Regions from separate parts of the Homo sapiens genome. Here all the other regions are linked to region 1. The links are chromatin contacts, found by Hi-C or POLR2A ChIA-PET in ENCODE. All regions are on one chromosome and are shown on one strand. Each heading gives the region's core, a stretch centred on a gene start or an enhancer-like site at or near the end of the contact. The rest is flanking DNA. Distances are from core to core; before and after follow the strand shown.

Region 1 (4,025 bases), core at 996-3,495:
GGGCTCCTGCAAAGCTGGAGCTGTCGGTCTGAATTCTGGCGGCAGCCTTCAGATAATTCCATCAACTCTAAGTGATCAAAGCCGCTGACGTCACAGGGGGCCAGCTGCAGGGACAGGGCAGGGCCTTTGGATCCAATTAGAGGTGCCCACACCCTGGCACCCTCCTCCTCTCCCTGGCTCTCCCTGCCTCCACCCCGAGAGCCAGCACTGAGCTGCAAGGTTTCTCAGGGTGGACGATATTCACCCTCTCCCACAGAGCCCCAAGGCAACCAACTGGGCCCACCCCGGGAGCAGGAATAGGCTGTTCCTCCACTCCCCTGCAAAGGAGCTATGGAGGGGGGCCACCCCACAACACAGCAGCCCCAGACATGCTCAGTGGCCTCTGCTGAGTTTCTGCCACCTGTCGGAGTCATAGCTCTTTGGAGATGGGAAGGACAGCGACCCCTCTAGTTGCCCAGAGAGGGGAAGGGGCTGACCCAGGCCACACCAGTGCCAGGGCGGGGAAGGTGGGGCTGGGACGTGTTTGATCCCAAGGAAGGAAGCCAGAGTCTTCTCTCCAGGCCTGGCCACCCTGGGAAGTCCCCACCTGCCGTCCAGCCGCGGGCTCACGTGGACCCAGTGTGGGGAGCATCCCCTGGGGAGTGTGGAGATGCTCCCTGCGAGGCCGGGAGAGTGGGGGTCCGAGAAGACGGCGCCCACACGTAGCCCTGACCGCGCGCCCGTGCCCGTGTCCGTCCAGAGTGTAACTGCAACCAGATAGGCTCCGTGCACGACCGGTGCAACGAGACCGGCTTCTGCGAGTGCCGCGAGGGCGCGGCGGGCCCCAAGTGCGACGACTGCCTCCCCACGCACTACTGGCGCCAGGGCTGCTACCGTGAGTGCGCGCCGTCCCCCGTGGGCGGGGCCTGCGGAAAGGGGACGGGGCAGGACCGAGGCAGTGGGCGGGGCCTAGTGGGACGGGGCAGGGGCGGTGGACTGGGCCTAGCAAGACGGGGCAGGGCCGGGGAAGTGGGTGGGGCCTAGTGGGACGGGGAAGAGGCGGTGGGCGGGGCCTCGCGAGACGGGGCAGGGCCGGGGCAGTGGGTGGGGCCTAGTGAGAGCGGGGCAGGGTTGGGATAGTTGGCAGGGGCCTGGTGAGATGGGGCCGACCCGGGGGCGGTGGACGGGGCCTAGCGAGACGGAGCTGGCAGGTGGGCGGGGACAGGATGCTGCTGAGGTCCGGGGCCGGGCCGAGGGGCGGGTCCAAGAGCTCGGGGCGGGGCCTGATGCGACCTGAGGCACGGTGGTGCCTGGTGGGAACTACGAGAAAGACCGAGCTGGGGTTGGTTGGAAAGGTATTTGCGGGGACAGAGGGAGGGAGGCTGTCCAAGTCGGCGTTAGCCGCGGGCACAGGGTGAAAGGAGGCTCCAGGCGCGTGGAACAGCACGTGCACAGCTCTGGAGACTGCAGGCGCGTCTGAAGAACAGCACCGAGGCCAGTGGGGCGGGGAGAGAGGGGCAGCGGTGGGAGGCAGCCGGGGGCCAGATCTCGCCCGGGCGCCGTCACCCTCCGAGGGGGGACGTTTCGCACCCAGCGCGCCTGGAGCCTCCTACATCCCCGGCCCAGACGGCGCCCCCGGGATCTCGCACACCCTGCTTCGCAGGAGCTCGGAGGTTGGCGGGGGGACCGGGCCACCCCCCGTGCTGACCGCCCCCTCCGCCTGCAGCCAACGTGTGCGACGACGACCAGCTGCTGTGCCAGAACGGAGGCACCTGCCTGCAGAACCAGCGCTGCGCCTGCCCGCGCGGCTACACCGGCGTGCGCTGCGAGCAGCCCCGCTGCGACCCCGCCGACGATGACGGCGGTCTGGACTGCGACCGCGCGCCCGGGGCCGCCCCGCGCCCCGCCACCCTGCTCGGCTGCCTGCTGCTGCTGGGGCTGGCCGCCCGCCTGGGCCGCTGAGCCCCGCCCGGAGGACGCTCCCCGCACCCGGAGGCCGGGGGTCCCGGGGTCCCGGGGCGGGGCCGGCGTCCGAGGCCGGGCGGTGAGAAGGGTGCGGCCCGAGGTGCTCCCAGGTGCTACTCAGCAGGGCCCCCCGCCCGGCCCGCGCTCCCGCCCGCACTGCCCTCCCCCCGCAGCAGGGGCGCCTTGGGACTCCGGTCCCCGCGCCTGCGATTTGGTTTCGTTTTTCTTTTGTATTATCCGCCGCCCAGTTCCTTTTTTGTCTTTCTCTCTCTCTCTTTTTTTTTTTTTTTTTCTGGCGGTGAGCCAGAGGGTCGGGAGAAACGCTGCTCGCCCCACACCCCGTCCTGCCTCCCACCACACTTACACACACGGGACTGTGGCCGACACCCCCTGGCCTGTGCCAGGCTCACGGGCGGCGGCGGACCCCGACCTCCAGTTGCCTACAATTCCAGTCGCTGACTTGGTCCTGTTTTCTATTCTTTATTTTTCCTGCAACCCACCAGACCCCAGGCCTCACCGGAGGCCCGGTGACCACGGAACTCACCGTCTGGGGGAGGAGGAGAGAAGGAAGGGGTGGGGGGCCTGGAAACTTCGTTCTGTAGAGAACTATTTTTGTTTGTATTCACTGTCCCCTGCAAGGGGGACGGGGCGGGAGCACTGGTCACCGCGGGGGCCGATGGTGGAGAATCCGAGGAGTAAAGAGTTTGCTCACTGCTGCCTCCACGGCCTGTTTTCTTTCTGTGTTGGGGACGGTGGGCAGGTGTGGGGCTTACAGAGGAATCCACAACACAGCCTTAAAGAAACGGTTTCCCTACTGGGGCCACCATTTCCCTGGGCCTTTCTGTGGATTCCAGCAGGCAGTGCCCCCTCCCCGCAGGCTTGGCTGGCAGAGTTTTCCACCCCGCGGCCAGGCTGCAGGTGCCCCACCTGTTAGGAGCCTCCCCACACTGAAAGGCTGCCTCCCTCCTTTCCCAAAAAAGAAATCCGGAGTGTATTGGCCCTTTTCTACAGAAGTCCAAGGGAAATGACTCAGGGAGAATCCTAGCAGAGGTTGAATCCAATGCTCTGATTTATACTGTGTCTCGGTGGCCACCTCCGATGGATGTGTCATCTCAGACCTGTTGCAGCCGGAGCCTCAAGTCCAATATCAGATGAAGCTGAACCCACAATTCGGCCACCGCCTCCTTCCAGAGTTTCAGATGGCCAGGTGGGCAGAGGCGGGCAGTGCAGAGACCCCAGACGTGCCGGCCCTGTCCTCCCTACCTTCTCAAGATTAGGAAGGGGTGCTGGAGGGGACAGGGGCAGCTTGGGAGTGGTGAGGAAGCTCCTAGATTCGGGGCTCATCCCCTGGGGCCTCTGATTCAGAGGATCCAGCAGTTCTCCCATCTCCGCTTGGTGTCTCCAGCCCTGGGGCCACACTTCCCCCTCGGTCCAGCCTCCTGTCCACCTATGTTTATTTCAGAGCAGTGCCGGGGGTCCGGTCCTGGTTGCTAACTGCTGCCACTGCTCCACCTGCAGGTGCTCCCAGCACTGGCTTCTGCCACCACACCTGTTCTTTCCCAGCTGCGAGGTTTAGACCTGGGTCCTTCCCTTGAGTCCCCAAAGCTAAGCTAAGACCAAGTGGAACAAACTTGGCCTTGGGGACAGCAGGAGATTACAACACAGAAAAGGAGGGGGAGGCACAACGGGACACTGCATAGGACTCACAGTGTCCCGAGCCCACACACCAGCCCCTCCTGGCCTCCTCTCTCTGCTCCCACCCCCAGCACCCTGCTGACCCGGAAGTGCCTTCCGACAGGCCCTGCATCCTCCTGCAGCTGGCCCATCTCTACCCTCACATTCTTCCTTACGCACAGAACCCCACTGCCTGGGACCCAAAGTGCCCAGATAAAATAAAACACCTCTCTGGGGCTTCTTGTGGATAGGAGTGGCCAGGGGACACAGCTCTGGGCAGTGAGATGTAAGCAGGACTGATGGGTGGGCTTCCAGAAAGTTCTTAAAAGTCATCCCTTCCTCCACGCCCCACAAAGCCTCAGTTGTCCAAGTTTGTGGCTCTGGTTTTTCTCTCTCATCCCTCCCTC
Region 2 (4,025 bases), core at 920-3,419, 1.8 Mb after region 1:
TTAATTGTTGTAGCTATAAAATAGCTTAAAAGGAAAAACAGCTTTTTGACTCTGGAAAACAAAACATAAGTAAATGTTTCGAACAGAAATATAAGTCCTATTTGGTTTTGACAACGACAGGAAAAGGAAGCTTACAGGTAACTAAATATTCAAATTATTTAGTTCAAGGCATAGAACAAATTATATTAGCTTAGAGGCAATTTTTTTTTTTTTTTTTTGAGATGGGGTCTCACTCTGTCACCCAAGCTGGAGTGCAATGGTGCAATCTCAGCTCACTGCAACCTCCGCCTCCTGGGTTCAAGAGATTCTCCTGCCTCAGCCTCCTGAGTAGCTGGGATTACAGGCGCCTGCCACCACACTGGGCTAATTTTTTATATTTTTGGTAGAGACAGGGTTTCATCATGTTGGCTAGGCTGGTCTCGAACTCCTGACCTCAAGTGATGTGACCGCCTAGGCCTCCCAAAGTGCTGGGATTACAGGCGTGAAAACCGCACCCAGCCAGATAGAGGTAAAAGTGTTAAATGGGTCTTTGAATACAGGCCTGTTCTTGTGTCTCTTGAAAGCAGTATAACTTCGGTTGCTGTCTTTTCCCAGGTCGGAAGACTGGGAGATCATGTAAGATTTAAACGTTTTCAAATTTGTTGAAACTGATTTATGGTCCAGCATGTGATCAGTTTTGCTAAACGTCCTGTGTAGGTACTTGTGAAGAAAGTGCGAGGCAGGCGGATCACAAGGTCAGGAGTTCGAGACCAGCCTGGCCAATATGGTGAAACCCTGTCTCTACTAAAAATACAAAAATTAGCTGGGCGTGGTTGCCGGCGCCTGTAGTCCCAGCTACTCAGGAGGCTGAGGCAGGAGAATCGCTTGAACCTGGGGGGCGGAGGTTGCAGTGAGCTGAGATCGTGCCACCACACTCCACCCTGGGTGACAGAGTGAGATTCCCTTTCAAAAAAAAAAAAAAAAAGAATGTGCGTTCCACAGCTGTGGGCTTAGTGCTCACACTAAGCATCTTCCTTGGATGTCTGTTATGCTTATTTTCTTTTTTTTTAGAGATGGGGTTTTGCTGTTTCGTCCCAGCTGAAGTGCAGTGGCATGATTATGGCTCACTGCAGCCTCGAACTCCTGGCTCAAGGGATCCTCCTGCCTCAGCCTCCCAAGTAGGTGGGACTCAGAGGTGAGCCACCACACCAGGTTCCATTATGCTAGTTTTCTTAATTGGCATTGGAGAAAACCATAAAATTAGGGGAAAAGGGTAGATACTAAAAGAGTGCTATTGGAGTATGATTGGAGGTGGAGTGAGAAAAGGAAATAGACCTTGCTTTCATGGGGCTGTTGAGGAGTCCAAATGAGCAGTATAGAGGCCTGGCTTGGTTGGATGAGATGGAGAAATTCAAGACCTATTTTTGAGATAGTAAGCCCGGACATTTAATTAATTAAAAATAATTGTATCAATTACTGAGAGTAAGAATACTAATAAAAGCAGTAACAGCAGTGGCAAAAGTAACCACACAAGCAGAAATACGAAAACCAAGATGATAAGACCATACAGTCCGGCAGTGTCTTACTAACAGGGTTGTGGGCGTCCCACTCCTTCTCTTCATCCTCCTCCAGCTCCTCCTCCACGTCTTCCTCCAGCTCCTGCTCCTCTTTCTTTTCCAGTACCTCCTCAGCCCCTTCTCCTCTGCCAGCCCCTCCTCCCACCTCCGCTCCCAGCCCCTCCTCCTTTCCCAGCCCCTCACCATCCAGCCCCTCCTCCTCCATCTCCTCCTCCTCTCTCAGCTCCTCCTCCTCCCCCAGCTCCTCCTCCTGCTCCTCCTTCTCCTCCACTCCTCCTTCTGCTCCTCCTTCTCGTTCAGCTCCTCCTCTCCCAGCCCCTCCTCCTCCTCCAGCCCCTCCTCCTCATCCAGCCCTTTCTCCTCTCCCAGCCCCTCCTCTCCCAGCTCCTCCTCCTCCTCCCTCCTCCTCCTCCAGCCCCTCCTCCTCCAGCCCCTCCTCCTCCAGCCCCTCCTCCTCCTCTTCCAGTTCCTATTCGGGGCGGGCCCAGCCCCTCCTCGCGGAGCGATCGATGGCTTGGGCTCGTCGCACACGCCTGCCCAGCCTCTGCGCTCGGCTCGCCAGGCCTGCGGCGCTGCCATGGAGACACGGCCCAGCGGCCGCCGGCCCCGCCCTGGGAGCCCCGCAGTGCGTCGCGCCGCTGCCCGCATCTCCGAGGCCCGCGACGAGCGGTGACTGGGGCGGGCGACGTGGGGGACCCGGGGATGCGGGCAGACGATAGGGGGCTGGAGGATGGGGCGACCCAGAGCGCGCGGGGTCTGGGGCGCGGGGATGGGGGCCGCGGGCCACGCGACGGGGACCCCAGGGTGCGCGCAGGTGGCGGGGACGCGCGATGGGGGCCCGGGAAGCTGAGGCTGACCTAGCGCAGGCATCCCAGGAGGGGAGGTCCCTGACGCTGCGCAGCTGGGAAGGCGTTCGGGAGTGGGTTGCGATGCTTCCCTGTTTGTTTTCTCCTGACATCGTTTTTGTTTGGGTCCAGGGGCCTCACGGGAGCTGGATGCTCGGAGCAGCAAGGCGGCCCTGGGGGCCCCTTCCGGTCCCGGGGCTGACGCCTGGCGGCGTCTCCGGGAACCCGCGCCCTTTCAAGCGCCGCTGGCTCCTGTTTCACAGATGGAGACCCTGAAGCCCCAACAAGCAGCCTCCCCAGCACCTCCCAGTGACTGAAAAAGCTGGCACTGGGCGCCCGTCTCACTCTCCACCCAGCTCCCAGGCTGCCCCACGGGACGTAAGTAGCTCGATCTAGGCCGCTGACCCCCAGAGACTTGATGCTGCGCTGCAGACTGCCGCCGCTGCCGGGGCGCTTGACTTCCCCTCTCCTGACAGCACGTTCGTTCCTTTGCAGCAGCACCTTTGGGGAGAGACGAGACCTGAACAAACGCTGGGGCTGGATCCCCAGGGTGGGTCAGAACAGCCGTTGCCCTGAAAGCTGGCCCGGACAGATGCGTGCGGGGCGTGCCACCGGAGCTCCTTCCAGCTTGCGTCTGGGGCCACCATGTCCCTTCCTCAGGGCACTGGATCCATCTCTTCAAGCTCAGTGGTCCAGGCCATGGTGGCAGAATCACCCCCCAGGGTGTGACGCCTCGTCCCTGTCAATTCCACACAGCTGCACCCGGAAGAGCTGTGGCCGGGCGCCGCTCTGACCTGTGTGCGGTCCCCTGAATGGGTCTCAGGTGTCTTCAGAATGGTGAGGCCGCCTCATTTCCTCACCACACAACCCTCCTGAGGACGTTGCCTGCAAATGGGCGGAATTCCTAATTTCTACCATTCAGTTAAACGAGGGATCCTTAAGCCCCAAAGCTGGGAAAGCTGTCCGTTAATTTAGTGCGCGTGGGCCGTCTCAGAACAGCAGGGTTCCCAGGAGTCCAGCGGGACGGGGGAGGGGATGAGTGGCCGTGTCCCCCTGGCAGAGAAGGCCTTGTCTGAAGGCTACGCCCGCCTCCGGTACAGGGACACCTCCTTGCTCATCTGGCAGCAGCAACAGCAGAAGTTGGAGTCGGTGCCACCTGGGACGTACCTGAGCAGGAGCCGAAGCATGTGGTACTCACAGTATGGAAATGAGGCCATCTTGGTCCGAGACAAAAACAAGCTCGAGGTCTCTAGGGACACAGGGCAGTCCAAGTTTTGCACAATTATGTAATTCCGATGTGAGCACCTGAACCCAGGACCACACTTTGAGGAAAACAGACCTGAGTTTCATTCAGTTGTCTTGTTGATTTCCAATCCTTGCTGGAAGATTTTGAATAATGAACGTGAAGATCAAACTGTGGTGTAAGAACCCAAGAAGCGCAGAATTGGCCCCCGAACCCCTCAGCACAGCCGCGGTGTGACTGGTGCACAGGACACTTCCCCTCTAGAGTCCCCTCCGTGGTCAGCTGTTGTGACATTTGAATTCTCCAGGTGCTGCTAGGGACAGCATAGGCCCGGGCACTGCTAGATGCTTGGTTTAAACCAGGCCAAGAGTAACCCTCCCA
Region 3 (4,025 bases), core at 1,526-4,025, 1.5 Mb before region 1:
GTTTCTTTTTTCTTTCTTTTTTTTTTTTTTTTTTTTTGAGACGGAGTCTCACTCTGTCGCCCAGGCTGGAGTACAGCGGTGCGATCTCGGCTCACTGCAAACTCCGCGTCCCGGGTTGAAGCCATTCTCCTGCCTCAGCCTCCCGAGTAACTGGGACTACAGGCACCAGCCACCATACCCGGCTAATTTTTTTTTTTTTTTTTTTTTTGTATTTTTAGTAGAGACGGGGTTTCACCGTGTTAGCCAGGGTAGTCTCGATCTCCTGACCTCGTGATCCGCCCACCTCGGCCTCCCAAAGTGCTGGGATTACAGGCGTGAGCCACCGCGCCTGGCCTCAACCATTTGTTTCTTATCTACCTATCACCAGGAAGCCCCTTCCCAGCTTCGAGTTGTCCAGCCTTTCCAGACCGAACCAATATTCATCTCACATATGTTGATTGATGCCTCATGTCTCCCCAAAATGTATAAAACCAAACTGCGCTCCGACCACCTTGGGCACAGGTTGTCAGGACCTCCTGAGCTTGTGCCACAGGCACATCCTCAATCTTGGTGAAATAAACTTTCTAAATTAACTGAGACCTGTCTCAGATATTCGGGGTTTACAGCCTCAATGCCTAAGGAATCTATACTTTTTACAAGCCCCCTGGGATGTGCTGCTTCGTCTCCGGGTACCCACTTGTCTACTGGTCGTAAAGGGGTAAGTGTGGCCGGGCTTGGTGGCTCATGCCTGTAATCCCAGCACTTTGGGAGGCCAAGGTGGGCGGATCACTTGAGTTTAGGAGTTCGAGATCAGGTTGGGCAACACGGTGAAACCCTGTCTTCACAAGACAAATACAAAAAATTAGCCGAGCCTGGTGGCATGTGCCTGTAGTCCAAGCTATTCAAGAGGCTGAGGTGGTAGGATTACCTGAGCCCAGGAGGACGAGGCTGCAGTAAGCCATAATCGTGTCATTGTACTCCAGCCTGGGTGACAAAGACTCTGTCTCGAAAAAAATAAAAATAAAAAAAGGTGCGTGTGATGATGCAGAAAGAGGAGCACTGGGGATGGGAGAGGGGGAGTCCCTGTCGTTTTGGATTCTAGTCCCAGTTACGGGTCTGTTTGGGGGGCTCGGTGGCCCCAAGTGATCATCAGGGATAGCAATGCCTATCTCGAAGATGGGCTGAAAGTGAGGAATACATAACATAGTATTTGTAAAGCACTCAGCAAAGGACCAGCCGAAGCACTCGGGCTATTTCTGGTAAAGGGTGCAGGCTCTGGGGTAAATCGCGTGCAGTTGGAACACACATCGGCTTTGCAGCCATCTGCTAATGTGAATTCCATTCCTTTTGGGGCCTCGATTTCCTCCTCCATAAACTGGTATCCACAATGCCAACCTTGTGAACGCTGTGAGAATGCGCGGGGTAAAGGCGACGTCTCTCCCTCCCGGGAAGAACTTGGATGGTGTCAGGCCTACACTCTCGCTCCGCCTAGGGCCGCTCGCTGGGCCTGGCTCCCCGGCTGCCGGGCTACGCGAGCTCAGAGGACACCATCGCCCTCTTATGGCCGCGGCAGGACTGGACCGAGGGGCTGGGCTCTAGTGCCTTCCTCCAGGCACGGCAGAGGGCGAGGGTCTGGCAGCCCGCTTACCCAGGGCCTCGGGGCACTAGCATTCATGTCATCGACTGCCTGGCAGGGCTGGCTTTCTTAAGTGTGGTCGTGAGACTTGCTTAAGTGGAAGAAATGCTGTCGCTTTGGAGATTTATAAAACAATTGGCTCGATGGATCTTTCTTCAGGAGGCGGACTTGGTTTACCGGCTTTACTGACCACAGCTGATGCCAATGATTTCATTTAATCGTCTTTAGAGTCCCTGTGCATGGGGAGTTACCATCCCCAATTAGTTTCTTGTGAATGCAGGGCAAGGAGAGGGAGAGGGTAGTGGGGGACGGGGAGAAGGGGCGAGGGGTACCCTCCTATTAAAACGGAGCCGCAGAAAAACCCACAGAGACATCCGTCTGTTCCCCGCTGAGTCCTTAGAACAGCGCCTGGCACACAGAGAGCGCTCAACTCGCTGTGTAACTAAATGCAAGCCAAGATCTTCGCATTGTGTGTGCTCTTCCCTTCCCTACCAAATATACCTGGCTTGCAAGGTTTGACCTGTTTTCTTAGACGATTTTTAACTTGTTTCCAAAAGAAATATTGGAGTAAATTAGCTTGTTCAAAGGAGTCCTTATGAAAGGACAGAACCAAGTGAGAAGTATCTGGAGCCCGGTTTGGGGTTATAGATGATGATGTTGAGCCAGCACCCACGGGGCGGCCGCAATGTAGAATCCTGGCGCTACTGGGAACCGTGTGGAAAGGGGCTCTTCTTTCTGTTCAAATAGTGTTTTCTGTAGATCCCATCTCTCCATCCTCCTGAGCTCTCTCTTACAAAATATCGGATTTCAGCAGCTTAGAATTGGACAGAAACTCAGAGGTCCGTTTCTCAATTATCTCTAACCCTGGTAAACAATAAATGGGATGATGAGTACAAGACAGTTTTGGTAAAAAGTCACACGCCACACAACGTGAGATTTTATTATTCCACGGGTGCTTCCTTGCCAATAGTAGACATGGCAGCTCGGCTCCCTTCCCTTCGGGTTCGCCTTATTGTTGCCAATTGTAAACATGGCCTCTAGGCCGTGAGTTCTCATTGGCAGCTGCTCTGAGTCCCCGCCCTTCCCCGCCCCTCCGAACGCGGCCTGGAGTTGTGGAGTCGGATATCGCAGCTCCCGACTGAGCTGCGCCTGCGCAACTCATTGGCGCCAAGATGGCGATGGAGATGAGGCTTCCAGTGGCTCGCAAGCCTCTTAGCGAGAGACTGGGCCGCGACACTAAGAAACATCTAGTGGTGCCGGGGGATACAATCACTACGGACACAGGATTCATGCGGTACGTGGGGACTTGGGGGAGTCGAGGCTTCAGAGAGCGGCTTCAGGGCTCTCTGCACGTGGTCCAGGCCTCGTATCCCTGTGTGTGTAACTCCCCGCGGGACCCAGGGCACTTCGTCTGAGCATCCTACACACCTCGCTTCCGAGCCTCGTGCTTCTTGCTCCCTGCATCTTGTGTGTCCCCGTCTGCATTTGTCTCAGCTCCCTGAAACCCTCCACTCCTGACCTCCGGTGGCTGTGACTTTTGGGTCTTCTGCCTGAAGTCCAAATCTTTGATCCTTCCTTGTGGGAGACCTGGAAAGCTGGGGAGGGTTAGGTGCAGGCTCTTTTCCAGTTTTCAGCTCTCTGAGGGGACGGTGGGCGTTCTTGGCTGCCTCCTCTTCAGTTTAGAATCCGTAATTGTTCGATCTTAGGGCAAACAGTTACATTGTGCTGCATGCACCCATTTATACACATTTTGAATCTAAGGGGTGTAGTGCAGTGTATTGTGGTTAAGAGGGAAGGCTCTTGAGTCAGACAGTTGGGGTTCCGGTCCTGCTACCATCACATCTTATTAGCGGCATTGCCTCTCCACGGTCAGTTTCCTCATCTGTAAGATAGTGATAATAACAGTATGATACGGTAATGAGGATTAAATGAGACAATTATGTAAGAAAAGAAGTAAAACCAGCCATTATATCATCATAGATAACACTAGTGTTTCAACCTTTATTATTATTATTTTTTTACTTGTATATGTACAAGGGGCACAGCATTCATAGCATTGCCCTTTAACCTGTTAGTTTAAGGTTAGTGGATACCAGGAAATTTTTTTTTCTTTTTTGAGACGGAGTCTGTCTTAGATCAGTCGTGCGATCTCGGCTCACTGCAACCTCTGCCTCCTGGGTTCAAGTGATTCTCCTGCCTCAGCCTCCTGAGTAGCTGGGATTACAGGTGCACGCCACCATGCCTAGCTAATTTTTGGTTTTTTTTTTTTTTAGTAGAGACAGGGTTTCACTGTGTTGGCCAGGCTGGTCTCGATCCCCTGACCTCAAGTGTGATCTGCCCGCCTCGGCCTCCCAAAGTGCTGGGATTACAGGCATGAGCCACCATGCCTGGCCCCTAGGAAATCTTAAGA

The links. Hi-C counts contacts between places; a loop is a spot of excess contacts on that map. ChIA-PET counts read pairs that join two places held with the same protein, here RNA polymerase II (POLR2A). Pooled maps may share reads with other maps.
Region 2: a loop to region 1 is called in a map of CD8-positive, alpha-beta T cell, with 10 times the contacts of the local background. The contact joins the promoter of BRD3OS here to the enhancer-like site in region 1. A Hi-C loop is called at or near these places in 1 of 168 maps with a recorded cell type or tissue (CD8-positive, alpha-beta T cell), 1 of 37 single-sample maps with no recorded cell type and 7 of 50 pooled maps.
Region 3: a loop to region 1 is called in a map of CD4-positive, alpha-beta memory T cell, with 16 times the contacts of the local background. The contact joins the promoter of EXOSC2 here to the enhancer-like site in region 1. A Hi-C loop is called at or near these places in 1 of 168 maps with a recorded cell type or tissue (CD4-positive, alpha-beta memory T cell) and 7 of 50 pooled maps. POLR2A ChIA-PET finds 5 or more read pairs at or near these places in 1 of 52 experiments (activated B cell).

What each region holds. Positions count from the first base shown.
Region 1 is chr9:132,240,171-132,244,195 of GRCh38, forward strand. NTNG2 (netrin G2) reads left to right here. Exons shown (of 8, transcript NM_032536.4): 7 at 740-874; 8 at 1,706-4,025. The coding sequence ends at 1,941. Among named protein-coding and RNA genes, the nearest start is that of NTNG2, 80 kb to the left of the region's middle. RefSeq lists an enhancer at 1-71 and silencers at 860-1,349, 1,500-1,549, 2,020-2,089. Within about 2 kb of position 2,246, at least 15 of the 41 ENCODE cell types and tissues checked have a DNase peak (open chromatin) inside an H3K27ac peak, as active enhancers do.
Region 2 is chr9:134,023,312-134,027,336 of GRCh38, forward strand. It overlaps BRD3OS (BRD3 opposite strand), which reads left to right and starts at 2,170. Exons shown (of 3, transcript NM_001355256.2): 1 at 2,170-2,225; 2 at 2,534-2,779; 3 at 2,897-4,025. The coding sequence starts at 3,437. The coding sequence ends at 3,691. RefSeq lists silencers at 1,604-1,733, 2,044-2,463.
Region 3 is chr9:130,691,005-130,695,029 of GRCh38, forward strand. It overlaps EXOSC2 (exosome component 2), which reads left to right and starts at 2,776. Exons shown (of 9, transcript NM_014285.7): 1 at 2,776-2,909. The coding sequence starts at 2,788. RefSeq lists an enhancer at 2,839-3,028.